3 separate regions of the Homo sapiens genome follow, and regions 2 and 3 are each linked to region 1. Evidence: read pairs that join two places in POLR2A ChIA-PET (ENCODE). Cell type or tissue: OCI-LY7. All regions are shown on one strand. Each heading gives the region's core, and the rest is flanking DNA. Links, peaks and the distances in the headings are about the cores only. Region 1 overlaps LIN54 (lin-54 DREAM MuvB core complex component). Region 2 overlaps THAP9 (THAP domain containing 9). Region 3 overlaps SEC31A (SEC31 homolog A, COPII component).

Region 1 (11,097 bases), core at 1,521-9,520:
TTTGAGAGGGAGTTTTGCTCTGTCACCCAGGCTGGAGTGCAGTGGTGCGATCTCGGCTCACTGCAAGCTCCGCCTCCTGGGTTCACGCCATTCTCTTGCCTCAGCCTCCCAAGTAGCTGGGACTACAGGTGCCTGCCACCACACCCAGCTAATTTTTTGTATTTTTAGTAGAGATGGGGTTTCACCGTGTTAGCCAGGATGGTCCCAATCTCCTGACCTCGTGATCCACCCTCCTTGTCCTCCCAAAGTGCTGGGATTACAGGCATGAGCCACTGTGCCCTGCTCCTATTTTTGGCACTTTGATGTAGTTCTGTGAATGCATATTGTTGCATGAATATGTATATCATGGAGGCACTATAGTGATACAGTAGGAGCTATTGGGAAACTTGGGTTTTCAGTCATGGGTCTTCTGTTGATTTTCTCTATGATCTTCGGTAAATACATTATTTTGTTCATCTTAGTTTAGTAAAATGTAGATACCAGCCACCTGACAAGACTTGAAATGGTTACATGAGATAATAGAGGTTCTCATTATCACACCTCTCAAGGTAGAAGGTTGCTTCATGGGAGCAAGCTTCATCACAATGTAAAATTAATCTCTTAAAGAATTTGGCCTTACTCAAATATTCTAGCTTCCTGCCCCAGCCTATTCAATATGTGGCTTTATGGAGTGTGTCTCTTTTGATTCTTGGAGAATACCTGACAACAGAAATTAATTTCAAGGTCAAATTATGTAACTTGCATGCTTGCTTGAATCAGTGGAACTAAGGATAAATAGGGATTTGGAGGTTAGATTAGATAATCAGAAATGCTACCAGGATGAAAACCAAGCAGACCCTCAAAAAGAATAACTTGAATTTCAAAGGATATCAAGGTTCTTGGGAAAATTGATGAAATCTAGAAATATTTTGGTAGAAATGACCTGCTTTATGAGTATGTTGTGCCCATTTATCATTATCGACATAATTTATCATTTTGCTGTCGTCCAAATTTTCAGAAGCAATCTCTCTCCCCAAAACTCAACAGCTGATTTTTTTCTTTGTTCATCTTAAGAGTTAGTATAGTTGCAATTATAAACTGAATTTTTAAAAAACGTAGGCCACAGAAAGATAGTAAAAGTTTTATTACTTTTAGTTTTGTAATTTATAATGAAACTTTTGTTCCTGTTTTAAGTGAATTAACATCAAGTTGCCTTTTTCTGATACCAGTTATCCTCAGGAATTGCGGATTTTCTGTATGAATTTTTTTTTTTTTTTTTTTTTTTAGAGGGATTCTTGCTCTTGTTGCCCAGGCTGGAGTGCAATGGCGCAATCTCAGCTCACTGCAACCTCTGCCTCCCGAGTAGCTGGGATTATAGACGCACGCTACCACGCCTGGCTAATTTTTGTAGTTTTAGTAGAGACGGGGTTTCACCATGTTGGCCAGGCTGGTCTCGAATTCCTGACCTCGTGATCCACCTGCCTCGGCCTCCCAAAGTGCTGGGATTACAGGCGTGAGCCACTGTGTCCAGCTCTATATGAATATTATTTGAAAGATATGTAATTCCTAACACATGAAATTATAGCAGTGGCTATAAATAATGAACATTTTATGAAACTGTGTCTTTACTGGTAATTTCTTTTCTTAACAGAATGGTTATTGGGGCTTCATACTTATCTCACAGGTATTAGCTTTGGAAACCAGAATAGACAAACATGTTACTTTAGGCAGGCTGAATACTTTAGGGCGGCTCTCTAAACCTATTTGATGTAGATTCGTTTGGTTTATTTAGAATTGACTTTATGTAATTATGATGTATTCAGGTTTTTAAAAAACCTGGCAGAATGTCATTAAAATTAATCTATGTACTACAAAGAAATTTTGAAAATTGTATTGAAAATACTTTAAAAATTCATAGATGGGGATAAAACTTGATTCACTTTTTAAAAAAGAAACTGTGCCAGCCTGGGCAACATGACAAAACTCCATTGTCTAAAAAAAATAAAAAAAAAATAGCTAAGCATGGTGGCACGTGCCTGTGGTCCCAGCTACTCAGGAGGCTGAGATGGGAGGATCATTTGAGCCCAGAAGTTCAAGGCTGCAGTGAGCTATGATCACGCCACTGCATTCTAGCCTGGGTGACTGAGGGAGACCCCTGTCTCAAAACAAAACAAAACAAAAGGCATACTTTGGCATTGTTGTCAGGAAAAATGGCCCAGAAGCTGCTAAGCATTAGTTCTTTATTTTTGTCTAAAGTGAAAGTCCCTTCTTTCTCTCTTTCCCTTTCTCCTCACTGTCATGCTCTCTCCTTCATCTCTAGCTGGATCTATGAGTTTAATCATAGTATCTAAAGGTTAGAGCAGATTCTAGAGATAATTTAGTTATCAATCTTCTCTACTTCTTAGATGCTTGACTTTCCTCTTTAGCCGGTATATTTGATTATCCAGCATCTGCCTGGGACACCTTTAGTGACTAGAAACTCACTTGTGTTGAAATAGTCATTTCAGTTGGAAATTTTTGTTAGAAGTTCTTTCTTAGTGCTGAGCTGAAATATTTTCTGTTTCTCTGCATTTGATGTGATACAGATTGGTTCTAATCCTTTAACCTGACAGCCTGGATCAGTTAGGATAATCTTGGTTTTTCTGCCAAAATAATCTCCAAACCTCAGAAGGGTAAAAAACCTGTTTTTTTTTTTTAAATTCAATTTAAAAAAAATTTAAAAATTGATTATCTATATGACCATTGTGGGTTCAAAAAGGTATCTTCTCTTCATAGCAACTCAGGGACACAGGCTAACCAAGGAGCCGCCATCTCAGATGGCAGAGGAAAATAAACTTTGGAAGGTCTTGCATAGGCAGTAATAAATGCTGTGGCCCAAGAATGACACACGTCACTTCTACTCATAACTCGTCTGCCAGGAGTAGTGACATGACTCTAACTTAACTACAAGATGGGGTGGGAGTGGTAGGAAGTGCAAGTGTAGTTCTACCATGTGTCCAGAATGGAAGAAAGCTAGAATACTTGGTGAATGGGAATAATGGCTATCACACAGTCTTCAAGAATTTGAAGATCTGTTATGTCTTTGTAGTCTTTTCTTACCTAGGATAAAAATTCCTGATATTTCAACTCAATGTAATATGGTTTTCAGTTCCCCAAGCATCCAGACACTAGAGTTTTTCATGGTTGTTCCTGAAGGGTCTTGTCCAGAAGGGAACACAATATGGAATCTGGCCGGGGTGGGTAGAAAAAACATTTTTTTATCCCCTTTGGCAGTCTAAAATCAGGTAGTATTAAACCTTTCAGTGTTTAAGTTAGTCCAATAACTATCTGTTTTATAAGTGTGGATTTCAATTGTACCTTCATGGTTTAAGTTCATATGGGAAGACAGCTATAGATAGTAGAATACAGAGATTGAAGTTTTAAGACTTGGGTTCATGTTCTGACTTTCAGGAGCTGTGTTACACAGGGCACATTACTTAGTTGCCCTGAGCTTTCTCTCTGATGGATATAACAACAGTATTGATGAACACATGAACTAAACTGTTTTTGTAGAGTTTAATGTAAGCTGATATTAAGTATTACTAAGAAGTAGTGTTTTGTTTAGTTCTGCCTAGGTTTACCATAGTTCATTAGTGCCTCATTAAGTGTTGACATGAAATAACAAACATACATTCTGCAGTCCTTGTGAGTGTAGAGCATCATCACATAAATTTTTATACTATTATTGAAAAAAGTCAAACTGATGTGCTGCCTCTCATTTGCAGGTAGGGTTCTTTCACAGTCTACTCCCGGAACTCCATCAAAGACCATAACAATATCTGAAAGTGGTGTTATTGGATCAACTTTAAATTCTACAACACAGACACCAAATAAAATAGCCATCTCACCTTTGAAATCGCCAAATAAGGTAAAAAAATAAATTAGCCACAAATACCAAATATTGTGGTTGATGCCTTTATTTTCTTACTAGTCACTTCAGATACTTCAATTTTAGTACATTCCCAAGCAAGTAATAGACATTCAATGAATACTGGATTAATTTAGTAATCAAGGATGTCTGACAGATTAAAAAGCTTACTTTAAACACATAGTAACATAGTAATCATTTTGCATGTGAATATGATTTCCATAGCCCATATGAATGTGGGTACAACAAAATCTTGAATAAATTCAATAATGTAGGTGTTTAGTTCTTCTTTAGTTAATATTTTAGCAAAATTATTGTATTTGTGGAAGGTACATATAGACTTATGATATAAAATATTAAATGTAACTTTAAAAAATGGAGATCTGAACTTTTGCTTGGTAACAGGACCCAGAGTAGTAGAAATTGCCATCAGATGCTGGTAGCCATATTATCAGTGTTGTTTAAGCTTGAATACATTTTATTGGAAGCATTCAAATGCTTTCTTATTTTATTGTGAGGCAAAGTAAGTCATCTAACTCACTTTCCTAAAACATACAGTTGTTATTATACCAGCATAACATTTTGAAAAAGATATGTTTTAAAGGACATATTATTCAGATAGAAAGCCAAGCATTATTATTTTGTTAGGTTTCACGCTTGTGACTCTGGAAACAATACTGCCCTTTGCACCTGCTTTCTTTGATTTGTTACTGTTCATAAATAGAACAAACGTTAAACATTTGCCTTACATTTTTTAAAGTCCAGGTGTTGGTTTCTTTAATGAGCCTTGACTATAATGTACAAATATGTTATCTCATACAGTTTATTAAGGTCAAATTCTACCTGCATAACTTTTTCCCTAAATTGAATGAATTTGGCAGAAATTTGAGGGTAACTGTGCCATGCATAGTGATAGGCACTGAGGATAAAACATGAATAAGATAAGGTATTTCATTTCAAGGAATTCAATAAGGTAGTTAGACTGAAACATTAAAAATTGTCCTACAGAATTACAATGGTCATAGATGGATTAATGACTGCTGTGTGTTTGGCAGGGAAGGTTTATACAAAGGAGCTTATTCTTGAAAGGTCTTAACCTTAAACGTGGGTTGGACTTAGCTCCAGATGAGCAGAAGGGGATTTCTGGATTGAGGTGATACTTTACATAAAGGTGTAAAAGTGTGGTCTTTCAGGAAGCCTCACTGATTTTTGCAGTGTGAGAGCCGAGGGTGCTAAGGTTAGATGGACGGTTTCTTTATCTTCAGGGGAGTTTGGACTTCTGTGGCTTCTCATTGCTTCTAGGACAGTGATTCTCGCCCTTATCTGCTTATTGGGATCACCTGGAGAGTTTTAATAAATACCGACGCCTAGTTCTCATCCCCAGAGATTCTGTTTTCATCTCTCCAGACTTGACCTGGTATCAGGATTTTACAAAGCTCTTTAAGTGATTCTAGTGGGTAGCCTAGATTGGGAACCACTGCTATAAATAATATGAAATTTGCATTTTTAAAAATACGAATCTTGTGGCATTATGAGAGATAGTTTGGGGGAAGGTGAGCCTGTATTGTGGGAGAGACCAGTTAGGTTAGTGATTCTCAACCTTGGCTGCAGTTAGTACTGGGGACCTCTTGAGAAAACTAATGGCAGGCCCCTACCTGACCCCATTTAAATCAGAATCTCTAGGCTGCGGCCTGTGTGTTAAATTTAATCTTTTAAAAGTGTAGGCCAGGGTAGAGAATCACTAAGAGATTATTGCAGTACTTCATGTTTGAACTACACTAGTAGCTCAGGGGCTAAAGAGGAAGAGAGATGTGTTGAAAGAGGTTCAGTATCTTAGGGGGAGAATCTAGGATGACTCCTGTATTTCTGACTTAGATAACGGGGTAGATGGTAGCCCTATGGACTAATTTGACTGGTATATGGTTTATACCTGATGACATACGAATAGGAACTGGCTTTATTTTTTTCCCATCCTTGACTTTAGCCCTGCCATATTGGATCTTCCTTTCTTGACTCTTGGCAAGATTTTACACTTAACTATAAGAACAAGCTTGTTTTAGTCTGAGACCAGCCTGACCAACATGGAGAAACCCTGTCTCTACAAAAAAAATACAAAATTAGCTGGGCTTGGTGGCACATGCCTGTAATCCCAGCTACTCGGGAGGCTGAGGCAGGAGAATTGCTTGAACCCAGGAGGTAGAGGTCGCGGTGAGCTGAGATCCTGCCATTGCATTCCAGCCTGGGCAACAAAAGCGAAACTCTTGTCTCCAGAAAAAAAAAAAACAAAAAACAAAAACAAGCTTGTTTTGGTTATTAAAATTCACAGGTGTGAAATGTACAGTCAAAAGCTTACATCCGGTTGAAAGCTTATCTATCGTTCAGGTGAGATCTAACCATGGCTCAGGGATTCGCGGTGGAGAAGAGGAGCATGATCTGTTTCGTCACTCTTCAACCTCCTCTCCCTTTCTGATTTTGTCTTCTGATCAGAAGGAAGATTAAAGGAGAAAGGACAAGGTTTTGTTTGACTGAGACTATTGTAATCCAGCTTCTGGTGCCCTCTGTGTGACAGGTGTCCAAATGTGGACTTAATGGAGATATTCACTCAGGATGGTTTTTTTGGAGCCCTTCCTGTGGGTTATTGCCACATTGCCAAGTTCCCTGTCAGGGATATGGTGTACTCTCCAGCTGCCTTTTGCAGCCTCCCTTTAGCTCTTCATTCCTGTAGTCTACGTCTGGCACTCCTGAGTACCTTTACTCCAGAAGGTACATGGCTTTGGCAGGGTCCCATCAAGATGTCTTAGCCCTTCTGCAGCATCTACATGGCCAGTGGGAAACTTCTAGAACCCAGTGGTAAAAGTGCAGCTTGCCTAACTGCTGTCCTCTAAATCTTTGCCCTACCATTGTGACAGCTGCAGCCATCTTCTTTCTTGCAGAATTTTCCAGGCTGGGACCAGTTTCTGTGTTCACATATTCTCTGAATAAACTCTTGAGGATATCTGTCAGGTTATCCCAGGAACTCTCGCTGCATTTAGTTCTGGTGGTTAAACCAAGATACAGCTAAGTTTCTTTTTTCCTTTTTTTTCTTTTTTCTTTTTTTTTTTTGAGATGGAGTCTTGCTCTGTCACCAGGCTGGAGTGCAGTGGCGCCATCTCGGCTCACTGCAACCTCCACCTCCTGGGTTCAAACAATTCTCCTGCCTCAGCGTCCCGAGTAGCTGGGATTACAGGCATGTGCCACCACCCAGCTAATTTTTCTATTTTTAGTAGAGATGGGTTTTCACCATGTCGTCCAGGAGGGTCTCGATCTCCTGACCTCATGATCTGCCTGCCTCGGCCTCCCAAAGTGCTGGGATTACAGACGTAACGGCTAAGCTTATTTATCTTAATAAGTTGATAGCCAAAAAAGATTCAGATGTCGGGGCTGGGTGTGGTGGCTCATGCCTGTAATCCCAGCACTTTGGTAGGTTGAGGTGGGCAGATCACCTGAGACAGGAGTTCGAGACCAGCCTGGCTAACATGGTGAAACCCTGTCTCTACTAAAAATACAAAAACTAGCTGGGCATGGTGGCACATCCTAGCCACTTGGAAGACTGAGGCAGGAGAATTGCTTGAACCGGGGAGGCGGAGGTTGCAATGAGCTGAGATTGTGCCACTGCACTCCAGCCTGGTTGACAGAATGAGACTGTCTCAAAAAGTAAACGAAACCAAAAAAACCTAAAGATTCAGATGTCAGTTTCTCCTTGCAGTTGTCACCTACTCTGTCTCAGAGGTGTTTTTTTTTGTTGGTTTTTTTTCCCCCCTCACTGAGATGTAAAGCCCTGGCATTCTCCATGTTTGCAAATTCTCTTCTATTTCTGTCTTTTTTTTTTTTTTAATAGGAGGTAGATGATAGGGATACCATCGTTTAGTAAGTCTGGCATGGATGTCCTTTTTAGAGTGTGCAGGAGTTTGTCATTTTTTGTTTAGCTTTGGGGCCTCACTTCAGCCAGATTCTGAGATAGCAGAAAATATCCCATCCTATCTCATACTAGAATATAGCAGTACTATAGGCTTGGGCAGAGAGATGTTTAGTTTTTGGACATTTTTGTCATTGAAGTACCCACAGATTATCTAGACGAGGATGTCCATTGTGAAACTGAATGTAGGCAGTCACTGAAACTATGGATATAGATGAAATCACCCAAGGAGCATCAGATTGTATGTAGAGCGAAAAGAAAAGCAGGACTGAACCATAAAATACTAAGTGTTAGTAGAAGAAAAGGAGCCAGTGGGAGAGAGTAAATGATAAGGGGGTTATTAGTAGAAACTAAACAAAATGTGAAGGGAAGATAATTTCAAAAAGGATACTAGGCCACAATTTCAAATGTCATAGAAAAGTCAATTACGAAAATGACTAAAAAGTGAGGATTTGCTGAAGATCTCCTTGTTTCTATTGATAGAGGCCAAAAGGAAAGCTGAAGCACTCACCCTTCCCTACCCACCAGCACTCAACAGTCTCACTGCTATCTGCCTTGAGTCTGCTGAGACTCCTCTCATTATTTATCTTTGTTGATACTGGGTAGCCTCAACCACCCCGACTGAGATCATCTTTCATCTCCCGCATCTAATCTCCTTAAAGCTCTTGCTATCTTCTGACCCCTTTTCCACCCATGCCTCTCTTGAAGTCCTTCCACTGTGCCTTTTCTGGAGTTCATAATCAAAATAATAATTCCCTAAATTCACAACCTTTTCATTGAATGTTCCTTTTATCTCCTTGCTGTAATGGATACCTGGGTCTCCCTGAGGACCCTGCTTCACCTGCAGACCTATTAAGTGATAGCTCTTTTTCTCCTTCAGCTCTTATGCCTCCAGGCCTGGAAGCCTAGGTGTTTCCCATGATTATTCTCATTACAATTTCAGACTGTTTTCACTCCCTCCTCCAGCTTTGAATCTAATGTTACTAGGTTTGTTGTTGGGAAATCAAGCATGGCTAGTGTTTTCTCAATTTACTTTATATTGTAATTGTCTCTTATTACAGGACAGATTTATTCTATTATATTTATTTTCTAAAGTAATCCTCGGTTTTCTTCAATATTTATTAGATATGCAACTAAGCATTAAACTAATAAAAATGTGATTCTGCTTGTTTTACTTTATTCTTGATTAGATTTTAGCAATGCTGTTATCTTTTACTTTAATGTGACTTTTGTAATCTTATTCTTAGACTCTTAGTATTATTTTTTACATGGCCCTTTTCAATTTCTCTCAGAAATACAAGAAATACAGCTTTCTTCAAAATTTTTCTTTAAAAAAAATTTATTTTTTCTTGAAGATGGAGTATTTTTTCTTGAAGACGGACTCTCACCTCTGTTGCCCATGCTGGAGTGCAGTGGCGCGATCTTGGCTCACTGCAACCTCTGCCTCCCGGGTTCAAGTGATTCTCCTGCCTCAGCTTCCCCAGTAGCTATGCCACCATGCCCGGCTAATTTATATATTTTTAGTAGACATGTAGTTTCGCCATGTTGGCTAGGCTGACCTCAAGTGATCTACCCAACTCAGCCTCCCAAAGTGCTGGGATGACAGGCATGAGCCACTGCACCGGCCTTTTAAATTTTTTTCTTTTTTTTCTTTTTTTTTGAGCAATAAAGCTTTTTAATCACCTGGGTTAAATTTTTTTTCATTCACTTAACAGCAAGCTCATCCTTAACAAAGTAGCTTAATAGCCAAAAATCTATCCATCTAATTTACAATAATAGAAAAAGAATTTTATGACAGTCTTAATACCTGCAGAAGAATCCTGATATCCAACCTCCATTTTGGTTGAAATACTTGAACCCACAAAAATAGAAGGACACTTTCATAATTTGAAAAGGGAGAAAAATATATCAAACTTTATGTAATGGTACAGTGTTGAACAAGGATTCCCACTTTCAATACTTGTTTAATTCTACTGCAGGTCTGAATTAATGCAATAAGGCAAGAAAAAAGAGTAAGTGGCTGGGGGGCATGGTGGCTTACACCTGTAATCCCAACACTTTGGGTGGCCGAGGCGGGAAGATCATTTGAGGTTAGGAGTTTGAGACCAGTCTGGCCAACATGGTGAAACCCCATCTCTACTAAAAATACAAAAATTACCCAGGTGTGGTGGCACACGCCTGTAGTCCCAGCTACTTGGGAGGCTGAGGCAGGAGAATTTCTTGAATCTGGGAGGTGGAGGTTGCAGTGAGCCAAGATTGTACCGCTGCACTTCAGCCTGGGCAACAGAGTGAGACTCCGTCTCAAAAAAAAAAAAGGAGGGAGGGAGGAATAAGTGTATAGAGGTTCAAAAGAAAGTTAAAAAATGTCATAATTCACATATTACATTATTATATACATAAAAAATTAAGGCATTTACTATGGAACTATTAGAATTAATGTATAAATTATAAATTTAGCAAAGTGATTATATAACATGGTCAATATAAAAATATTTTAAACCCTTTATATTTAATGTAATTGTTGATATGATTGGATTTAAATCTTGCACCTTACTAGTTTTCTCTTTGTCTCATCTTTATGTTCTTTCTTTAACTGTTTTCCTGCCCTTTTTTGGTTAATTGAAGTTTTTCATGATTCTATTTTATCTCCACGTTTGGCTTGTTATAAGTACAAAGATTTTTTTTTTTTTAGTGGTTGCTCTACAATCAAATATACATTTTGACTTATCACAGTCTACTTTCCAATTTATATTACTTAATGTAGGGTAAGAAACTTACAATAGAGTGTTTCCGATTTCTCCCTCCTGTTCTGTATGCTATTGTTGTTAAACATTTTATGTTTACATGTTATAAATTCCATAACCCATTTTACTGTTTTAGCTTTAGACAAAATTACCTTGTGAAGCAATTGAAAATAAGAAAAACAAGTCCTTTATTTGCTTTCATTTTAACCATATCCTATATACTTCCTTGCTTTGGGTAGGTCCAAATCTCAGGCTGGTGTCGAATTCATCTCTAAAGAACTTTTTAAAATGTTTCTTTTAATGAAAGACTACTGACAATAGATTCTCTCAGCTTTTGCTTGTTTGAAAAATTTGTATCTTGCCATTATTTTTAAAAGATATTTTCATTGGGTAAAGAATTGAGAGTTTTTCTGCGAGTACTTTAAAGATGTCATTTATTGCCTTCTGGATTGCATTGTTTCTGGCAAGAAGTATACTGTAATTTTTAATACTTTTTTCTATGTATATAATGT
Region 2 (10,272 bases), core at 1,725-9,724, 63 kb after region 1:
GTACTTCTGGCCTTTCTTCCTGTTTCAATGGATGAACTGTCCCAATACCTTAAGGTCATACTTCCTTCCACAGTAGTGTTGGATGTCATCCTCCTGCAATTATCATTTCTCTTATACATCGCCAATTTTCTTTTCTCTCTTGGATCATTGCCATAAACATGCGAACACGCTGGGACATCTGCCATCTCAACAAACACCCTCCCCTCAATGCATGTTCCTTTCTACCTACAGACCCTTCTCTGCTCTACTTCATAGCAAAACTCCATGGAAGAGCCCACAATCATTTTCTCTGCTTCTTCACCTTTAGTCTCTCTTAATCCCACTCCAGCCAGGTTTACCTCTCCACCACTCTACTATAACTGCTTTTGTCATGGTCATCAATGACCTTCATCTTGCAAAATCCAATGGTCAATTCTCTGTCCTCATCTTACCTGATCTCCCAGCAGCATTTGACATAGTGGACTACTCCCTCCTTGAAATACTTTCTACACTTGGCTTCCAGGCCATCACAATCTCCTGGTTTTCCTCCTGCCTCACTGGCCGCTCCTGATCAATAAATATTTATTGAATAAATATTAAATATAATGATTATAAAGATCTAATACTTAAGATAACTGTGTTAAAAACATCACTTTTTATATGGGAAAATAAATGGAAACGTATATACCATTAATATAAGAATCTTATATTAATATAATATAATCTTACATTAATATAAGAAAATAAACGGAGGCTCTATATACCATTAATATAACAGAACACTAAAACAAAATTTTATTGGTAGGTAAATAGGTTTTTTTTTTTATTTAACTTGGAGGATATACACAAAACTGCTAACTGTAGTTATTTTGTGGGATTAGGGGAAGCGAAGTACTATGTTTTTCACTTTCTGGTATTTATGTACTTATATACTGTTTGAATGTTTTATAACAAACATATATTACTATCATACTAAACAATATACCTTACTTATAGGCAAAGTACCTAAAGAAATGAGCAACTGTTTAAGTACTGGAATTATAAATCTAAATATATAATGTTACAGCAAAGGTCACAAAATGCAAAATGACATGAAGAGAGAAAAGATAAATGTGCGCTGGAATTACCAGGAAGATTTAATCTAGGAGTTGACGCAGAACTATGGGAAATGAAGAAAACCATGAAAAAGAAAAGATAAGAAGTTACCTGAAATCTCTTATATAAACCATAGTGAAATACCATTAAGTAATGCTTTAAAACCAGTGAAGAGATTAAAAAGGTATATGCTTCTCAACACAAAGAAAAGATAAATGTTTGGATTTATAAATGATGGATATTTTAATTACCCTGATTTGATCATTACAAATTATATATATGCATCAAAATATCACATGTACCCCCAGAATATGTACAACCATCAGAAAACAAAAAACCAAAAAGGTATAGGAGGAGAAATTATCAACACAGTACCTATAAAACTCTCTTGCTTAGCAAAAAGTGAATATTTATAAATAAGTATAATATCTAGCTTGAATGGTAAAATCACATTATGAAAGAGTAAGCCTTATATACAAATGTTCATCAAAATATATGAAAAAACAATTATAACCCCAAAATGTAAACAATAGAAATGTCCAATAGCTGGAGAATGTCAGAGTTAAGTAGGGTAGGACTACCTGATATCATGCAGCTATTAAAACTTGTCTATAAAGAGTTCAAAATAACGTTACAGATAAAAGGCATACATAATAAAGTAATAAAAGGCTGGTTGGAAATTTATTTACAAAAGATCATAACTATGTAAACACTAATAAATCTAAGTGCACACACACACACACACAGGAAGGAAATACTCTAAATGTTAACAGTAATTATTTATATATAATGTATGGGAATAATAAATTTTTCCTCTTTAAATTTTTTTAGAAGAGCAGCCCTCTGAAGGTCAATTAGAAGAGCAGCCCACTCTGAAGGTCAATTATTTTTAAATCTTTTATTGGTAGTATTATTGTAATAGTGTGTATAGAGGAAAATCTATAATTTTTTATAAAGGAATCTGGGCTGGGCACAGTGGCTCATGTCTGTAATCCCAGCACTTTGGGAGGCCGAGGTGGGTGGATCACGAGATCAGGAGTTCGAGATTAGCCTGGCCAACACGGTGAAATCCCACCTCTACTAAAAATATAAAAATTAGCCGGGTATGGTGGTGGACACCTGTAATCCCAGCTACTTGGGAGGCTGAGGCAGGAGAATGGGTCGAACCTGGGAGGCGGAGGTTGCAGTGAGCCAAGATCTCGCACCACTGCACTGTAGCCTGAGCGACAGAGCAAGACCCCATCTCAAAAAAAAAAAGGAATCTGTAAAACTAGGCTGGGCATGGTGGCTCATGCCTGTAATCCCAGCACTTTGGGAGGCCAAGGCGGGTAGATCACTTGAGGCCAGGGGTTCGAGATCAGCCTGGCCAACAAAGCAAAATCCCGTCTCTACTAAAAATACAAAATAGTAGCTGGGTGTGGTGGCACATGCCTGTAATCCCAGCTACTCAGTAGGAGGCTGAGGCATGAGAATTGCTTGAACCTGGAAGGCAAGGTTGCAGTGAGCCGAGATTGTGCCGCTGTGCTGCATGCAGCCTGGGTGACAAAGCAAGACTCAGTCTCCAAAACAAAAAAAGGAATCTGTAAAACTAGTGGTAAAAACAGTAAAAATTAAGAATTCAGTATTAAATTTATAAGACATTACTAGAAAATCATTGTTATTTGCTGCACACTAAGAGAATTATATCTATCCATTTTAATCACAAATCCTAAAAAATTATTTATCAAAATCTGTTTCCTGGACAACCTAATTGGCATCAACTGCAGTGCTTATGAAAAACGCAGATTTTTTTGTGCTTTGCCTAAGACCAATGGCGATCAATCCAGAACTGTTCTAGATTTTCCAGGATCGTCAGATATTAAACTACTGAAGTATACTAGAAATTCCAATATTTCAGGATTCAAATTTTATCCACCCAGAGTGTCTGGGAGATGCAAAAAACTTGTCATACTATGTGTCTTCATTTTGTTGGTGAAAATATTGCTGTTGTGATAATTGGCAAATACTACCTAGAAGTTTTTGAAGAACAAAAATGGGCTAATAATGGGAGTCCATTTTTTCATTAGTCCATTTTTTCTTTTTTTAAATGGGAGTATGAGTACTAATAGCCTTAATAAGTAAAATGCAACAAAAGAATAATATGGTTTAACATCTAAAGAGTAATTAACATGCAATCAACAAGATGTCCTGACAAGAAAGTCACTTTTAAAAAATAAAAAAATAATTCACTTACGTTCTGAGGATGGAAGAATGAGGCAGCTTAAGAATCTTTCTTACATAATCATAGACTTTGCTACTGCACAAGTAGAGTGTACATGCAAATTGTTTCATTTCTGCGGAGTACTCATCTGTTTCTCTCCAATTATATAACTCCCACTTAAAATCTGTTAAAATAAATTTTTTTATTCTTTGTGATGAATAGTAAAATTTTCAGGTACAGATTATAGCATTTGGATATAAAATGCACTGGGCATCAGAATTCAAATACAAATATAGTTGCATTTTGATTAAGTCTATTCAGAGGTTAATATCCACTTAGGACCCCTTGACCAATTTATTCGGTTCATCTGGAATCATTTCACTAGAGGGAAGAAAAAATTTTCAACTTGAATTATGTTTTACTGTTCAGTGGCAGCCTGAGAGGAGAGATTTTTAGAGGAACTGAAAAGAAAATAAAATGAGGACATTTATTTTATTTTGTTCCCTGCTTACTATTTATCTGAGGGTGAAAATTAGATATGAAAAACATTTCTGGGGATAGGGTACTATTCAGACTGAACAGACCATCTTGCCTAATATCAAGAGAAAAAAAAAAAATTCTGTTCCTGGTGGGGATTCCTATTTATGACCTCTAGTCCCCTCTTGGAAAAACATAAAATATTCATCTCCTTTGGAGATAGCTACTCTTTTCTAAAAAGAGGACACATTTCTCTTTTCCTAGAATGTAAATCCAAATCTCTGCTGCTTTCATCAAAGAACAAGTTGGCAATTTTTATTTTGCCCTTCTTCAAAGATCTTAGTTCACTCTAAAGAGGACTAGGTAGCCTTTCCATGGGTTTATAGTCTACTCTATAGAATATTTTAGAAAAAAATGTGGAGATACACAATTTCCAAGCTCAAAGAAATTCTGCAAACTAGTACAACTCTACTGCAAAAAGACTTTGGTAAAATTATGTAGCAGTTAAAACTGTTTATAATGAATTTGCAGTAGCAAATGGGTAAGAGCTACTACAAAAAGTGATAAGTGCAGAACAGAAAATGGTATAAACCATATGGTTTCATCTCTGGGTAGTGGGATTAACATTATTTTAATTACTTAAATATTTCTTTGCTTTTCCTATAATAAATGTTACTTTTATAACTGGAAAACCATAAGATACAAAAGAATTTTGGTGATTAATTTTCATTCTTCTTAAGCTACTGAGACTTTCACTTCCCAACTGAAAGCATGTTTTCATAGGCAAGAACAAAATAAATACTTAATGGTACCTCAGAAAAATAGCTATTTTTGTAAATACTACAGGTTACTAGGGGGAAGTACCTGAAAATTGAGCTCGTAGCAGACACTCTGTTTCTTCAGAAAGTAGTTTCTCTTCTACAAGTGCATCAATTAATCGTAAACCCTTTCTCTTCTTGATCATCCTGTAGTTCTTTACGGAGATAAGTCTTTTTTTGGACACTTGTAACATTTGTTGCACCTCAGCCAGTTTCTCTGCACCTATCGTCAAAGGTGTCTTTAAACTATAGTTATGGTCCTCAGTAGCAACTTCTTGAGAATTGTCTGGAAGAGGTTGTTTTAGGATTTTTTGTCTTGCTTTACCTTTAAGATGTACACCTTGAGGAATCTATGACAGATATATAAAATTAAAGTTATTTTAGAAATAATCACATAGAAGAGTATCTGTAAAAATACCCTAAATACAAAGCACTAATCTGGTTGCTGTGGAGAGTTAGTTAGGAAAGAAAAGGTCATAATCTCTGAATGTTTTAATGTATAGTTTATAGGGTAATATAAACAGGCTTTTTTTTTTTGCACTACACAGAAATATTAATATGATGTTGAAAGTTTCTGAAATAAAGTAACTAGAGAAAGGTGGTAGTAAACTGGGATGGCTTCATGGAAGTGAGTTTTAAGCAGTTCTTAGAAGGTACAATAACATGGTTAATGAAGGTGACAGAGAAGTTATTTGTGCAAAAAAGAAGGCATAGTGGACAGTGCATGGCTTTGGAATTAAGACTGACCTGGGTTTGAATCTTAGCTCCCTCAATTAGCTGTCACATAAGCTCTACAATCCCTTGTGTCCTCATCTGTAAAATGTGGATAATAATACAGGATTCTTTTGAAGATACAATATAAGAATTTATGTAAATCTCCTAGTACAATGCCTGGACCATTGTAGCTCTCAACACATGGCAGCCATTATTGATTTTACACAAAAGTATGAAAGCAAGCAAATTTATCACATATATAGTAAGTATATATGGTTTGAAAAGATAATTCAGGACAGTTAAAAATGTACAAATCAGTTAATAGGAAGCTCTTGGGACTTGGTGAGTTTGAATTTGACACCAACTAAATACTTCCGAATAGGGGAATGAGATAAACCAATACTGGAAGAAGGAGACTGACGATTAAGAGGAAAGTAAGGCTAGTGTCAGAATAGAACAGTTAGGTGACTATCACAGACTGTGCAGAAAGTGAAAGCCCATGTGTCAGAGTTGTGGTTAAGGGGTAAAAGGATAAAATAAAAACAGTCATAGGAAACAGAAGAATATCATACCAATACTGGTGACTCACTCATAGAAAGTTTCATTATTTCCCACATACTTCCTGTATCAATGTTAATAATTAGGTATATTTTTGATCAAGATAAATAACATTATTAGGAGGAACCAAAAAACATAGATAATTTCAAAGTACTATGAAAGCTGTCTCATACTTAACAAAAGCCTGTATTCTAAGGCTATTTATATCTACCAGTTGATTTTTGCAATTGGTTAGTAACCTTTATATATATCTAGACAAATGATTTGCATTTATATAGTTTTTTAAAAGCTCCAGAACAAATGCTAATATATATAATTTTTTTTTTAAATTTTCAAAGCATTTAAAATCTATTACTGGATTTAAGACTTGGGTTTTTTTGTCTGCAAATTCTAGCTATAATGGGGGCTATCTTGATTTTTAAAGGCTCTGTAAATTTTCATTTTGTTGACTTACACCTACATTTAAATACCTTGTATAGAGAAACAGAAGGCACAGCTCCTTTTTTCAGCTTTCTTCTTATGCCATATGACTCAAAGTCACTTTCTTGAAAATGTTTGGAACACAGTATAGCACCTGGTCCTGGAATCCAAATCTTTTTGCTTCTGGGGTCCACACGATTAACAGCCCTGATCCATTTTGAGCGCTGTATGGTATCAGTTGGAAATCTATGACAATCACATTAAAGTTCCATTAACATGAAAACATTATAGTACTATTACAGTAGTATTTATTATATAAACCCATCTATTATTTTACTGCTTTATAGAAACATAAAGCCAAGTGAATTAAAAGTTTAATTTACTTAGTTCATTTTTCAAAGTTCTTTGATTTTTTTTAATCCAAAGGTTCAATATCTGATTTTTCTTTGTCAATCATAGAGGGGCAATTCCCATATTAAAAATCCTACTATATTTTGTCTTCACTTCCTACACTTAATAGAATTTGCTCAAATTTAAATGGTTAAAGAATATATGCATCTTTTCCTTTCCTGTAGTGATTTTAAACTATTTGGTACTCTTCCTTTTAAGAAGTGAAGCCTGGCTGGGTGCAGTGGCTCATGCCTGTAATCCCAGCACTTTGGGAGGCTGAGGCGGGAGGATCAGCAGTCAGGAGTTCAAGACCAGCCTGGACAACATGGTGAAACCCCGTCTCTACTAAACATATAAAAAATTAGCCGGACGTGGTGGCGGGTGCCTGTAATCCCAGCTACTGGGGAGGCTGAGGCAGGAGAATCTCTTGAATCCGGAGGTGGAGGCTGCAGTGAGCCGAGATCGCACCATTACACTCCAGCCTGGGCAACAAGAGTGAAACTCCGTAACAAAAAAAAAAAAAAAAAAAAAAAGGGGGAGCCTAATTCCCCTCCCCTTGAGTGAGTATGGGCTAGAGTTAGTGATTTGCTAAGGAATGGAAAAAGAACATGTGACAGTAAGTGACCACAGACTACGTCATAAAGGAACAAGCTTTCCTCCTTGCTCTCTGTAGAGAATGGTTTGCTCTGTGGTAAGGTATCTGGCATGTTATAAAGCAGTCCTGTGGAGAAAACTAGTTGGTGAGGAACTGAGGCCTCCAGTCAAAGGCCATGTTGAGTTAGTCTTTTTGAAAGCAGGTGACTTCAGCCTTCAGATGAGTGCAATCTTATGAGATACTGTAACATCGAGCTACACTCCTGAATTCCTGACCCTCAGAAATGTGTGAGATAAAAATGTTTATACTGAATTTTGAGGTAACTTGTTATGCAGCAGTAGAAAACAAGACAAGTATATTTACTATATTGTTTTTTCATGTTTAAAGGCACTACTTTTTCCTAGCCTTGATTATAAAAATTACCTTGCATTTATTTATTTTTCAATCCAAGCCAAATTATGTTTAGAAACTTGTCGGCCAGGCGTGGTGGCTCACGCCTGTAATCCCAACACTTTGGGAGGCCGAGGCGGGCGGATCACTTGAGGTCAGGAGTTCAAGACCAGCCTGGACAACATGGTGAAACCCTGTCTCTAATAAAAATACAAAAATTAGCCGGGCCTGGTGGCTCCCACCTGTAATCCCAGCTACTAGGGAGGCTGAGGCAGGAGAATCGCTTGAACCTGGGAGGCAAAGTTGCAGTGAGCCAAGATAGTGCCACTGCACTCCAGCCTGGGCGACAGCAAGATTTCATCTCAAAAAAGAAAAGAAAAAGAAACTTGTGAAATTAACACAATAAAAAGCACAAAACTACTCTTTCTGCCCCTTCTTCTTTGACGTTATCTTAGAGACAGACTTATAGGTAACTATGCTTTTTGTGTATTTTAATTTAGACTTTAAAACACATAGTTACTAGAACTGAGATTGGTATAAATTTTATTTCTCAGCTAAATGCTACAAAAATATAGCAGCATGGTAAAACATAATTCTGATATGCTCTCTAAATCACCTTGAGAAAGAACTCTGAATTGGAAAACCTGTATTTAAGCTTCAGTGACCTTCTACCAGCTATATGGTATTAGACACATCTCTCAATCTTAGAACTTCCTCACAGGGCTGTAGTAAGAGTGTATGAGGCTACAAATGTATTCAAAATCACTTTGTAAACTGTAAAGTACTATCCAAAGTTCGATCTTTCCTAAGAACAACTAATTCCATTTCTGGGATTATAATTTTATTGTTCTAAGAAGATGATGATACTTGATCAAGGGCAAATGAACAGGGAATTCTTTTTCCAATAAAGTTGGGGCAAATCTATCTTTTTTCACTGAGTTCTTTTCTAACTCATGGAACATATTTTGCAAGGGAGCTTTTCCACAGATTGGGTATAGTCTCTAAACGTGCAAGGAACCCTCAAAAGTTGGCTGGTCCAACAACTTCTATTACTAGCGTGGTCCTCTGATGCAAAGCTTCCCAACAGGTATGCCTAGTGAGTACAGCTGTTGATATTCTTAGTCCATGGGGTGGGCTGGGACACCTGAGTAGTTACTTGAAGGCAGCCCCAAACAGTGCTGTAGGTTTGCCCCAAAGTATTGAACAATTATTTCCTATGCGTAAAATGCTATGAAAAAGGCTGGGGCTGGGCAGGGTGGCTCATGCCTGTAATCCCAGCCAAGAAGTTGGAGACCAACCTGGGCAACACACTGAGACCTCATCTCTACCAAAAAAAAAAAAAAGCCGGGATGGTGGTCTGTGCCTGTAGTCCCATGAGGCTGAGGTGGGAGGATCACTTGAGCCTGGGAGATAGAGGCTGCGCTGAGCTGTGATAGTGCCACTGCTCTCCAGCCTGGGCGACAAAGTGAGACCCCGTCTCCAAAAAAAAAAAAAAAAAAAAGAAGGAAAATGTTGGGAAATATTGTAATCTAACTAGCATAACTAGTTTTGAGTTCTGGAAAAAATTAATTTGGTAATAATACCATTTTTAAAGCATTTACCTTGTGCGTTACATATGCTATAAAGTCTTACGTTTTAGTTTTACAAAATTCTACAAGGCAGGTTTTTATTCCTCTTACAGAAGAAGAAACCAAGACCCAGAGCCAAGTACAGACATCAGTAAATACTCAATTAAAATTGGAATTCATGTCTCCCTAGTTTAAAACTACCTCTATCACAAGAAAAATCCCAAATCAATTATGGTCTCACATACACAATGAGTTGGTTCACACTGCTAACAATTTAGGTGGAGGAATCAGCCCTATTTAAAAAATAGAAAACAAAAAAAAAAAAAAATCAATGAATTTTATACATAGCCTACCATACATACTCTAAACTCCTTAACCTGGCATTTACATTTTTAAAATGGTTTCTCAGGTACTTTTCCACTCCTCTATATTTGCACTTTCTATCCTTTACATTTTCCCATGCCATTCCTAACTACCCTCTTCCTACCCCCCCTTTCCAACCATAAAGTTCTTTTTGATCTTTCCATAAATCTGCTCCTTTTGTCTGTGAGGATCTATTTTACCCACTTTTCTACTTGCTAGTGTACCCTGAATACTGAATGACCTATACCAGTCTGAACCATGGATATGAGTTCAGATAAGACTGATCTGAAATTCTTCCCCACTGTCGAGCCAAATGAAACTTCCCTGCCATGATCAAATCCAGCCAGAATCGGACCGGCCTTGCACAGCTCGGCTAACAGCACTTAAGAACTTGCAATGTCAGGCAGTACAGGAGAAAACTGATCTGTACTCGTGCTCAGGAAGACGCCACACACACACTTCAACCGTTGTCCTAAACTGCCTTCCCTTTCGGCCTCCTCACTTCAAATAATAAGACCATCCAATTAATGGAGGACTCCTTTCGCGTAACTCTCCTTAAAGCGGTAGGCGGTGCGAGAACCGGCTATTCAGAGGTAAACACTGGGCGGGAAGAGAGAGAATCTCAATTCTCACAGTGCCCCAATTCCGCTCCCACGCCCCGACGCTGCGCACGTCACGTCGCGTCACACACGCGGCGCGACCCAC
Region 3 (11,097 bases), core at 1,555-9,554, 110 kb after region 1:
CAAAAATTTAGCCAGGCGTTGTGGTGGGGCGCCTGTAGTCCCAGCTACTTGGGAGGCTGAGGCAGGAGAATGGCATGAACCCAGGAGGTGGAGCTTGCAGTGAGCTGAGAATGCGCCACTGCACTCCAGCCTGGGCGACAGAGCGAGACCCTGTCTCAAAAAAAAAAAAAAAAAATATTTTTATGCAAGTTTGTTAATGAATGTAATTAGATCAGTGTCTCTGATTTATTCCTTAATGTGAATAACTTAAATTCTTAATTTCTTTTAGTTTTTAAATTCCAAATGCTTCTCTTTAGTTGGGGAAAGGGAATTAGGGTTATAGATATTCTCCTGTAATAGTCAACATTAATAATTAAGTGTATTTGCAGATGGTGCAGTGCTGTACTCTGCATTAAAATTACCCAGTTCTAAAATGCCACTGAACTTGAATACTAGATATTTACATTCAGATGTGTAGATAACATAGCACAGAAGACAGATATTTCATCTCATGTAAGAAAGCTTTGTTTTTCTTTAAAAATTTATCTCTAATCTCTGATATATTTTTGTCTTATTTTGAATTTTTATGCATGGGAGAGAAAGCATTTAAAATTATTTGCCAGCAAAATGCCCCCATTATATTTCTTCTAAAGAAAGCATTGAGTTTATTTTTAATCAGTCTTGCAGGTAGTCTCAGAAATTTATAACAGAACTGTGTATATTTTTACCAGACTAACCCACTGTTCCAGGTATGACTAATTTGAGTAAACACAAAATGTATACTTGAATTTAAGTGTATTAATAAATAATGTACTTATATTACTTTTATGTTATGGGTACCATGTGATTTTTTTTTCATTTTTTTTTATGATTCAGTTAAAAACAAAAACACTTTATAATCAAATCCAGTGGACAGGAATTCTTAGATGTGTAAAAGTAGGTTTGTTTTAAAATTTAAAAATAGTATAATTTAAAAATATATTTTCCGGCCTGGCGTGGTGGCTCACGCCTGTAATCCCAGCACTTTGGGAGGCCAAGGAGGGCGGATCATGAGGTCAGGAGATCGAGACCATCCTGGCTAACACAGTGAAACCCCGTCTCTACTAAAAATACAAAAATTAGCCAGGCATGGTGGTGGGCACCTGTAGTCCCAGCTACTCGGGAGGCTGAGGCAGGAAAATGGCGTGAACCCAGGAGGCAGAGTTTGCAGTGAGCCGAGAGTGCGCCACTGCACTCCAGCCTGGGTGACAGAGTGAGACTCTGTCTCAAAAAATAAAATTAAATAAATAAATAAATAAATAATATATTTTCCATATTTTGAGCCACTCATAGTTACCTAAGAAAACAAAGATTCTTCAGCCTCATTACTGAGATACCAGTAATGAATATGTACATGTTAGTTTATTTAATAGTGTTCTTTTTTTTTTTTTTTTTTTTTTTTTTTTGAGACAGAGTCTCGCTCTGTCGCCAGGCTGGAGTGCAGTGGCGCAATCTCAACTCACTGCAACCTCCGCCTCCTGGGTTCAAGTGATTCTCCTGCCTCAGCCTCCCGAGTAGGTGGGGCTACAGGTGCACACCACTGCCGCCAGCTAATTTTTGTATTTTTAGTAGAGACGGGGTTTCACCATGTTGGCCAGGATGGTCTCGATCTCCCGACCTCGTGATCTGCCCGCCTCGGCCTCCCAAAGTGCTGTGATTACAGGCATGAGTCACAGCACCCGGCCAATTTTTTGTATTTTAGTAGAGACGGGGTTTCACCATGTTGGCCAGAATGGTCTTGATCTCCTGACCTTGTGATCCGCCCACCTCAGCCTCCCAAAGTGCTGGGATTACAGGCACGCACCACCATGCCCGGCTAGTTTTGTATTTTTAGTAGATATGGGGTTTCACCATGTTGGGCATGGCTGGTCCCGAGCTTCTGACCTCGAGTGATCTGCCTGCCTTGGCCTCCTAAAGTGCTGAGATTACAGACGTGAGCCACTGTGCCCAGCCTGTTTAACCAGTATTCTTCATGACCTTGGATTTTATTTATGATTATATAATGGGAGGTAATATTTAGGGAAGGCATAGATCTTAGTTGTAAATTTGGATCTGAGAACTTTTCTGGAATAACTTGGTATGTCATCTACTCTGTAGATGAAGAATCATGTGTAAATTTTTTTTGTCAGTAAATCATTCCACAGTTTTATTCTGGCTAAATTGTTGCTTTTTTCATCTCTTTAGCACATTAAAGAGGAAAAAGAAGAATCTGAATTTCTACCCTCATCTGGAGGAACATTTAATATCTCTGTCAGTGGGGGTAAGTACTTGTTGGTTTTGATTTCTAATTTTTTTTAACCATTGGAAAACAAATAGTTCCTGCATTTAAGTTAAAATGCTTCAAGTCAGGTGCTGTGGTGCATGCTTATAGTCCCAGCTACTTGGGAAGTTGAGGCAGGAGGATCACTTGGGCCCAGGAGTTTGAGGCTATCCTGGACAACATAGTGAAACGCTGTCTCAAAAAAAAAAGTTTTATCACAGGTGGTAGAGTGTGAGAAAGAACTCACTTTTCCTTTAGTACAGTATATGTGATCAGTGCCTTGGGAAGGCTGGTGTGTTCAGACACCTAGGTGATCTTTGATAATCCAGTTAAAGCATCTGGAAAATGTATTATTTTGTATTTATCTCAGCATATTTCTGTAGACCTCTTCCATAAATACCAATAGCTTGTGTTAGAAATTAATCCACTAGTAATCAGAAATTAGTGTTGTGGTCTCCATTCATGTATATATATAAAAATTGATAGATGTAGTACTTTGTTGTTGGTTTTGGTAACAAAAACTCTATTTAACTTGGATGTATTATTTTCTTGTTGCAGACATTGATGGTTTAATTACTCAGGCTTTGCTGACGGGCAATTTTGAGAGTGCTGTTGACCTTTGTTTACATGATAACCGCATGGCCGATGCCATTATATTGGCCATAGCAGGTGGACAAGAACTCTTGGCTCGAACCCAGAAAAAATACTTCGCAAAATCCCAAAGCAAAATTACCAGGGTATGTTATTTTAAAAATAAGCAATAACGTATTTATCTTTCTAATTATAAAAACAATACACTGTTATTATAGATAACTGAAATGCAGAAACCAGTAAAGAATTTTAAAAGCTCATTCATAATTCCTTGACCTGGAAATAGTTGTTGGCATTTTGGCATGATTATTCTAGTTTTGTTGTTTTTGTATATATTAATAATTTTAAAGACGGGGTCTTGCTCTGTCACCCCAGCTAGAGTCCGGTGGCGTGATCTTGACTCACTGCAACCTCCACCTTCTGGGTTCAAGCGATTCTCCTACCTCAGCCTCCCAAGTAGCTGGGATTACAGGCGTCCGCCACCATGCTTAGATAATTTTTGTATTTTTAGTAGAGATGGGGTTTCACCATGTTGGTCAGGCTGGTCTCGAACTCCTGACCTCAGGTCATCCGCCCACCTCGGTCTCCCAAAGTGCCAGGATTACAGGCATAAGCCACCGTGCCTGGCCTTATTAAATTTTTTAATTGCGGCTGGGCGCAGTGGCTCACGCCTGTGATCTCAGCACTTTGGGAGGCAGAGGTGGGGGGGTCACGAGGTCAGGAGTTCAAGACCAGCCTGGCAACATGGTGAAACCCCATCTCTACTAAAAATACAAAAAATTAACCGGATGTGGTGGTGGGCACCTGTAATCCCAGCTACTAGGGAGGCTGAAGCAGGAGAATCGCTTGAACCTTGGAGGCAGAGGATGCGGTGAGCCGAGATCACGCCATTGCACTCCAGCCCGGGCAACAGTGCAAGACTCTGTCTCAAAAAAAAACCCAAAATTTTAATTGCTCTATAATATTTCATGGTAAGAAGATGTAATGTTTCCCTTATTTTGTTATGTTTAGGTAGTTTCCAGTATTTTCCAAATAGAAATAAACACGCTTGTTTATATAGTGATAAACACCTTTGTTGTGCCTAAAGACTTGTACAAATTTCTGATTATTTAAATTGAACTGTAGTCATAGAAGAGGAATTTAACTTTTATTTTAAGTTCAGAGGTACATGTGCAGGTTTGTTATATCTAACAAACTTAAGAGTAAACTCGTGTCATAGGGGTTTGTTGTACAGATTATTTCATCACTCAGGTATTAAGCCTTGGACCCATTAATCATTTTTTCTGATTCTCTCTCTCCTCCCACCCTCCAATAGGCCCCAGTGTGTGTTGTTCCCCTCCATGTGTTCACATGTTCTCATCATTTAGCTCCTATTTGTAAGTGAGAACATGCGGTATTTGGTTTTCTGTTCCTGTGTTATTTTGCTAAGGATAATGGCTTCCAGCTCCATCCATGTCCCTGCAAAGGACACGATCTCATTCTTTTTTGTGGTTACTTGGTGTTATTTCTACATCATAAAAAAAGTAATTTTTATTGAAATTAGTTTTCATAAAAGTTGTACCAGTATTGAGTCCCATTAGCCTCATCTCATCTCAGTCTCTCCTCGGTTATCTTTTAGCCACAGTGGCTGCCTTGTAGTTCCTCCCTCACTCATTGCATGTTCCTTTCTCACTGGAACTTTGCATCTGTCGTTCCCTTGGCCTGGAAGGCTTTTTCCTTCTTGATGAAGTTAATTCCTGCTTGTCCTTCAGATCACGTGTCAAAAGTCTACATGCTTGGGCAGTTTTTCCTGATCCATCTGACCAGGTCACACCTTTCTATTAAAGGTTCTGATAGCACCTTATATTTTTCCTTCTCAGCACTTTATGAAATATGTTGTCAGTTGTTTTTGTTGTTGCTGTTGTTTCTTGAGGAACAATAATACCATTATTATGTCATTTGATTCAAAATTATACTTCATTTTGCTGCTGCATTTGGCATGAAATACTTGACACAATTAATTAGTCAGAATTAATTTTTATTGCTATGTTAAAGACTTTTAATTCTTCCTTTGTTTTCGTTTCTCAAGCTCATCACTGCAGTGGTGATGAAGAACTGGAAAGAGATTGTTGAGTCTTGTGATCTTAAAAATTGGAGAGAGGCTTTAGCTGCAGTATTGACTTATGCAAAGCCGGATGAATTTTCAGCCCTTTGTGGTAAGAGATGTGCTTTATATTTAACTGCATTTACATACGTGGCAGGGTATATTGTAAATAAACTTAAATGACAAATTTTATTAGAAACTTTTTAAAATCTACAAATCACAAAAAAGAAAAATTCTCATTTCAGTGCCTTTCTCAGATTTATTAAATACGTCTTCATACCTACTCTTTTTTTTTTTTTTTTAAATCTACTAGTGATTTTGGTTTCAGACAGACAAGAGTTGGAATCTTGCCTCTGCTACTTAGTAGCTGTATGATCTAGGAAGAACTACTTTCTAAGCCTCAGTTTATTCATCTGTGAAATAGACCATAAGTAACTCTCACTTAATAAATATTAGCTATGATAAAATTAATAATAACATTAGAATAGAAATTACCATTATAGGCCATGACTAAACTGGTGGCCAAGGAATAAATATTTGCAAGAAAAGCTTAAGGCTACTAGTATAAAAACAAATAGCCATTTGCTGCCTTGAAATAATTATAAGAATATAAAAATTACAAAATACTAACTGCTTTTTTTTTTTTTTTTGGAGACGGAGTTTTGCTCTTATTGCCCAGGCTGGAGTGCGATGGCACAATCTTGGCTCACTGCAACCTCCACCCCCTGCGTTCAAGTGATTCTCCTGCCTCAACCTCCCAAGTAGCTGGGATTATAGGCATGCACCACCATGCCTGGCTAGTTTTGCATTTTTCGTAGAGACAGGGTTTCACCATGTTGGCCAGGCTGGTCTTGAACTCCTGACCTCTGCTGATCTGCCCGTCTCAGCCTCCCAAACTGCTGGGATTACAGACGTGAGCCACCATGCCCAGCCATAACTGCATTTTTATAAGTAATTTATACTAGACTTAGCTAACATTGATAAATCTATTCCAAATGTGCCTTTAGGGTTTTTTTGTTCAAATGTTGTTCCCATTTATTGTTTTTCTAATTTAATTAATAAAAATTAGTTGTACAGTTAGATAATAGTTTTGTAAAATCATTTATTGTATACAATTTTTCATTCCCATTCATTTAACAAATGCATATTTACTGAGCATTTAGAGTGATTTTGTTTCTCTATGCTATTCATTGGTTATGAAGCTTAATCCATGCCTCTGAAAATATTATTTAGCTGCTCACAGCCTCATATACAGATTGCCTTGGGTATAATCTTATTTTATTTTCCTCTTACTTACAGATCTTTTGGGAACCAGGCTTGAAAATGAAGGAGATAGCCTCCTGCAGACTCAAGCATGTCTCTGCTATATTTGTGCAGGGAATGTAGAGAAATTAGTTGCATGTTGGACTAAAGCTCAAGATGGAAGCCACCCTTTGTCACTTCAGGTAGTATCTTTGAAACAAAAGGCACTTAATTTTTAGTGTTGTCTTTCACCCTACTTATCATCAAGTTATAATCTATAAGTTCATTTTTTCTATACATTCAAGAACTTCTTTTGCTGGATAATTATATGCATTTATTGCTATCTTTGAAGAAGCAAAGTTTGAGATGATAGGATAGGAAAATGGGGTTGCAGCTGTTGTAAAATCATGGTTGTGATTTGTGAGTTTATTGGGGGAAATAGGTGGCAGGAGGATTGAAAACAGCTCTAGGGTTTACCTCTTTTTCTGTGTGCTCCTCTGTCTGCTTCCAGTGGCTCTGCCTGCCATGAGCAAAGAAAGAAGCAATGTGGGTAAAGGAATAGGAGGCATCCCCAATGCCAGTAGAGAATCTTTATGGTTAAAGGAAAATGAAAGTGAGAGGTAAATGGAATCCCATGTAGCAGAGGTCCCCAACCCCCAGGCCATAAACCAGTACCCTTCTGTGGCCTCTTAGGAACCTGGACTCACAGCAAGAGGTGAGCAGTGGGTGAACGAGCATTATTGCCTGAGCTCTGCTTCCTTTCACATCAGTGGTGGCATTAGATTCTCGTGGGAGCACGAACCCTTATGTGGGCTGTGCATGCAACGGATCTAGGTTGTATCCTCCTTATCAGAATCTAATACCTTATGGAACAGGCCAGGTGGAACAGTTTTATCCTGAAACCATCCCCCCTGCTGGCCTGTGGAAAAATTGTCTTCCACGAAACCAGTCCCTGGTGCCAAATAGGTTGGGGACCACTGCCATGTGACACCAATACACAAGCAAGAGAGGAAGTAGAAAATGTGGGGACTATTCTCAGGTACTAACTATATATTAGATATTTTTTTCTAAGCATTTAAATCAAAGAGGCTTATGATAATTTTACCATATAATATTTCTCTTTCTGGAAAGAGATTTTCTCAACAGAGTCAGTGCTTTAAAGATCACTCTATTGAAACAAAAAAAATGGGTAGGAAATCAAGGTTTTCCTTTTAAGAGCTTCTCAGAGAAAAACACTTGTTTTACCCTTTTGGATTTATGCACTTAGGAAAGGCAGAAAGGTAGGCTATCCTTCTGCTTTCTACCAGAAGCATAGCTCCCCATTGTGGAAAGATTTGGTATTGAATGGCACATGAGAGCTTTGAGTTAAAATAGTAAACTCCTTTGGAAATCACATGCCTCTGTCTATGGGTCACCTCATAGTAGTACTATTTTTATAGGATAGATGGTGTGATGTTGTATTAGTCCATTTTCATACTGCAATGAAGAAATACCCAAGACTGGGTAGTTTATAAAGAAAAAGAGGTTTAATGAACTCACAGTTCCACATGACTGGGGAGGCCTCACAGTCATGGCTCAAGGTGAAGGAGGAGCAAAGGCACGTCTTACATGGTGGCAGGCAAGAGAGCATGTGCAGGGGAACTGCCCTTTATAAAACCATCAGATCACTGTCAAGAGAACAGCACTGGAAAAACCTGACCCATGATTCAATTACCTCCCACTGGGTTTCTCCCATGACACATGGGGATTATGGGAGCTAGAATTCAAGATGAGATTTGGGTGGGGACACAACCAAACCATATCAGATATTTTCACTCATAGTTCCTCCCATACAGGCTAGAACACAGTTTCTACCTTTAGACATCTGCCTATCATTTTCACTTTGAGTATTTGCCTGTTTTAGCTCACTAGACAAGTATCTGGTAGCTTAAGGATATTTAGGAAAAGGTGGTAACCTTCCTATCCTACCCTATCCATAAGTAAGAGGCCTTCTTCCTCCTTACTACTTTTTCACTTACCTAAATAGTGGCTGTACTTTTCTAGGAGGGATGATAACAGGTACTATATTTTTAGTGGGTTTTAGAAATCTTAGTAACTCTTGATCTTTTCCTGCTTCCTCTCATACATGGTCTTGATATTTCTGTTTGTTACTCATTTTTTTCATTTAGGATCTGATTGAGAAAGTTGTCATCCTGCGAAAAGCTGTGCAACTCACTCAAGCCATGGACACTAGTACTGTAGGAGTTCTCTTGGCTGCGAAGATGAGTCAGTATGCCAATTTGTTGGCAGCTCAGGGCAGTATTGCTGCAGCCTTGGCTTTTCTTCCTGACAACACCAACCAGGTAATTAGAATTGACCATTTTTGTAATGTTTGAGTAAGGTGAGTCCAGTAGATAACACTTAGCATTAGATGTAAACATATTAGTAGGTAGAATGTTTTGGAGCAGTTGAATTTCTGTAACCTGACTGCAGGTAAATGTTATTGACAATTCTTCAGGGATCATTTTAGGTGTATCTAAGCTGTGTTAGAGAGATAGGATAATCTTGCAGTGCGATAGATTCCTTTGTACCGACATAGTATTTTAGGAAAATGAACAGGGAAAAGACCAACTTTTTATTTCTAAAGCCAAATGCTGATTCTTCATACAAAGTTCTTTGTAGGAATATTTTATGTCAAAAAGCTATAAATGTTAATGTTTAATCAAACAAATGGAGTTGTTAACATTTTTAAAATCCCATATGTTCCATCCCAGATAGTATTGAAGTTCATTCTGTATGCCATTTTAGTTTGATACTGTCTGTGGGCAAGTATATTTTTATGTATTCAGAGCAGAGGGAACTAATTAGATTGTCCTTACTTATTGCACAATAAAACTTGGGCAAAACTATACTTGTTTCAATTCAATTCAACAAGTGGGTATAGAATGGTGAATAAGATTGCCAAGATCCTTCCTCTAGGAAGCCTCCAAACTCAATTTGGCTATGGACAAGTAAACATGAGATTCCAGAAGTGTGATATAAGTACTGTGATAAGGGTATTGGTGCTGTGGAACCCAACAAAGGGAAACCCAAACCCAGTTATGGAGCATGGGTAAAAGTACGGGTGAGGTTTGAGGAAACTTTTCCACAACAATATATCTGCATTTTGTGTCTGATGGAGCTTGATTTTGAGCCTTGCAGATACAGTCTTGTCTCTGTACTTTTTTATTAATCACTTTATTCTGTATTTTATGTATTTTTTTAGTCAATTGTTTCTAGTATTTTGTCTGTTTTAGAGAATTATTGATAAATTTCATTGAGTAAAAGTACATAATATTCTCCAGGACTATGGAGGTAGGACTCTCTAGTTGGTTTTGTATACACTTAGCTGTAAGATCCATCTCATTTGTTTCTGAATTGTTGATGGGAATGTTAGATAGAATAGCTGATACATAATCTTTTCCTTTATGGTGACTTTGGCATACTAGTTTTGTTAAGACTTTTTACCTAATAAGTAAAAAGTTATAAGTAAATAGTTATATTGAGGTATATTATAAGAACCTTTATCTTAAGACTAATTTGCTTTAAGACCCGTAGCTCATCTAGCTTAATTCATTTTCAGTACCATTTATAAGCACATCCATTTTCTATACATTATTCTTCATGCTTTTTTTTTTTTGGACTTTAAAGAACATTCTTTAGGCCAAAAAGCATAATTTTGATGTTGTTTCCTATTTATCTCAGTAGACCCTGCCTTTTTTGGTGGGGGGAATACGTCCTGAGACTTTGTGATAGCATTGTAATATATAATTCTCCCCCCCAAAAGGCAAATAAAATATGCCTAAAACATTTAAATGATCCCTTTAAACCTTTAACAAATATATAGGAATGTATAATTTTTAAAGATACTAAAATCTTGCTGAAACATTTTAACACATTGCCTTTTTGTTATTTGTTAATACTTAGAGCATATATAGGGTCACCTCATACTTTTGTAAGTCTCTATGCATGTAGATCTGTATGAGCTACAGATCTGAATTTCACATCTTAATCTTTATTTCAAAAATCTCTTTTAACATTTTCATCTCTTTCTTAAATCACCATTTTCTTCAATAACCACCTTTAGTAGTTGATTCTCTTTGGTGGCCTCTTTTAGTTATAGTTTTTTTTTTTTTTTTTTGAGACGGATTCTTGCTCTGTCGCCCAGGCTGGAGTGCAGTGGTATGTTCTCAGCTCACTGCAAGTGCCGCCTCCCTGGTTCACGCCATTCTTCTGCCTCAGCCTCCCGAGTAACTGGGACTACAGGTGCCCGCCACCACACCCAGCTAATTTTTTGTATTTTGAGTAGAGATGGGGTTTCACCGTGTTAGCCAGGATGGTCTCGATCTCCTGACCTCATGATCTGCCTGCCTCGGCCTCCCAAAGTGCTGGGATTGCAGGCGTGAACCTCTGCGCCTGGCCTTAGTTATAGTTTTTAAAGTAGTTTTGTAATTTATGAGCATTAGGTAACCACAAGAAAACATCAAAAGAGTAGTAATAAGTGATATTGGTCTTGCATAGTAACCATGAGGTAGGTATAACTCAGATCTCTGCCTCAGTTAAATTACAAGTTGCACTGTATGTCATGGACCTTTGGTGCCAGTCTTGAGTAGTAGAAAGCACAATGTCAAATCTGTGTGTCAGGGTCTATTGTATAATACCCAGCATTATGAACAAAAAGGGATATCTTGATGAATAATCTGATTAAGAAAATTAACATGCTGTCATATACCTGGGTGAACTCTCAACAGTCTGCTGTTTTTCCAATCCTTTTTAGCCAAATATCATGCAGCTTCGTGACAGACTTTGTAGAGCACAAGGAGAGCCTGTAGCAGGACATGAATCACCTAAAATTCCGTACGAGAAACAGCAGCTCCCCAAGGGC

The links. ChIA-PET counts read pairs that join two places held together with the same protein. Peaks named below come from ENCODE experiments on the same cell type or tissue, not always from the same donor. Only the 100,000 strongest peaks of a DNase experiment are listed, where the experiment ranks them.
Region 2: POLR2A ChIA-PET joins it to region 1 with 12 read pairs; 5 of 35 experiments call an interaction of 5 or more read pairs at or near these places.
Region 3: POLR2A ChIA-PET joins it to region 1 with 12 read pairs; 3 of 35 experiments call an interaction of 5 or more read pairs at or near these places.

The regions. Positions count from the first base shown.
Region 1 is chr4:82,963,116-82,974,212 of GRCh38, reverse strand. LIN54 (lin-54 DREAM MuvB core complex component) reads left to right here. Exons shown (of 13, transcript NM_194282.4): 4 at 3,744-3,886. Among named protein-coding and RNA genes, the nearest start is that of LIN54, 42 kb to the left of the region's middle. RefSeq lists a silencer at 7,426-7,629. In OCI-LY7, for the core only: no CTCF peak of the experiment used is centred there; DNase peaks (open chromatin) are centred at 4,592, 5,082 and 5,392; H3K4me3 peaks cover 2,695 bases; H3K27ac peaks cover 7,115 bases.
Region 2 is chr4:82,900,971-82,911,242 of GRCh38, reverse strand. It overlaps THAP9 (THAP domain containing 9), which reads right to left. Exons shown (of 5, transcript NM_024672.6): 2 at 6,312-6,507; 3 at 4,616-4,919; 4 at 3,308-3,458. Among named protein-coding and RNA genes, the nearest start is that of THAP9-AS1, 5.2 kb to the right of the region's middle. RefSeq lists a silencer at 10,149-10,272 and an enhancer at 10,024-10,272. In OCI-LY7, for the core only: no CTCF peak of the experiment used is centred there; no DNase peak of the experiment used is centred there; H3K4me3 peaks cover 2,404 bases; H3K27ac peaks cover 2,766 bases.
Region 3 is chr4:82,848,870-82,859,966 of GRCh38, reverse strand. It overlaps SEC31A (SEC31 homolog A, COPII component), which reads left to right. Exons shown (of 27, transcript NM_001077207.4): 15 at 2,203-2,278; 16 at 2,837-3,015; 17 at 4,938-5,064; 18 at 6,252-6,397; 19 at 8,363-8,536; 20 at 10,990-11,097. Among named protein-coding and RNA genes, the nearest start is that of SEC31A, 37 kb to the left of the region's middle. In OCI-LY7, for the core only: CTCF peaks have their summits at 7,314 and 7,514; a DNase peak (open chromatin) is centred at 7,506.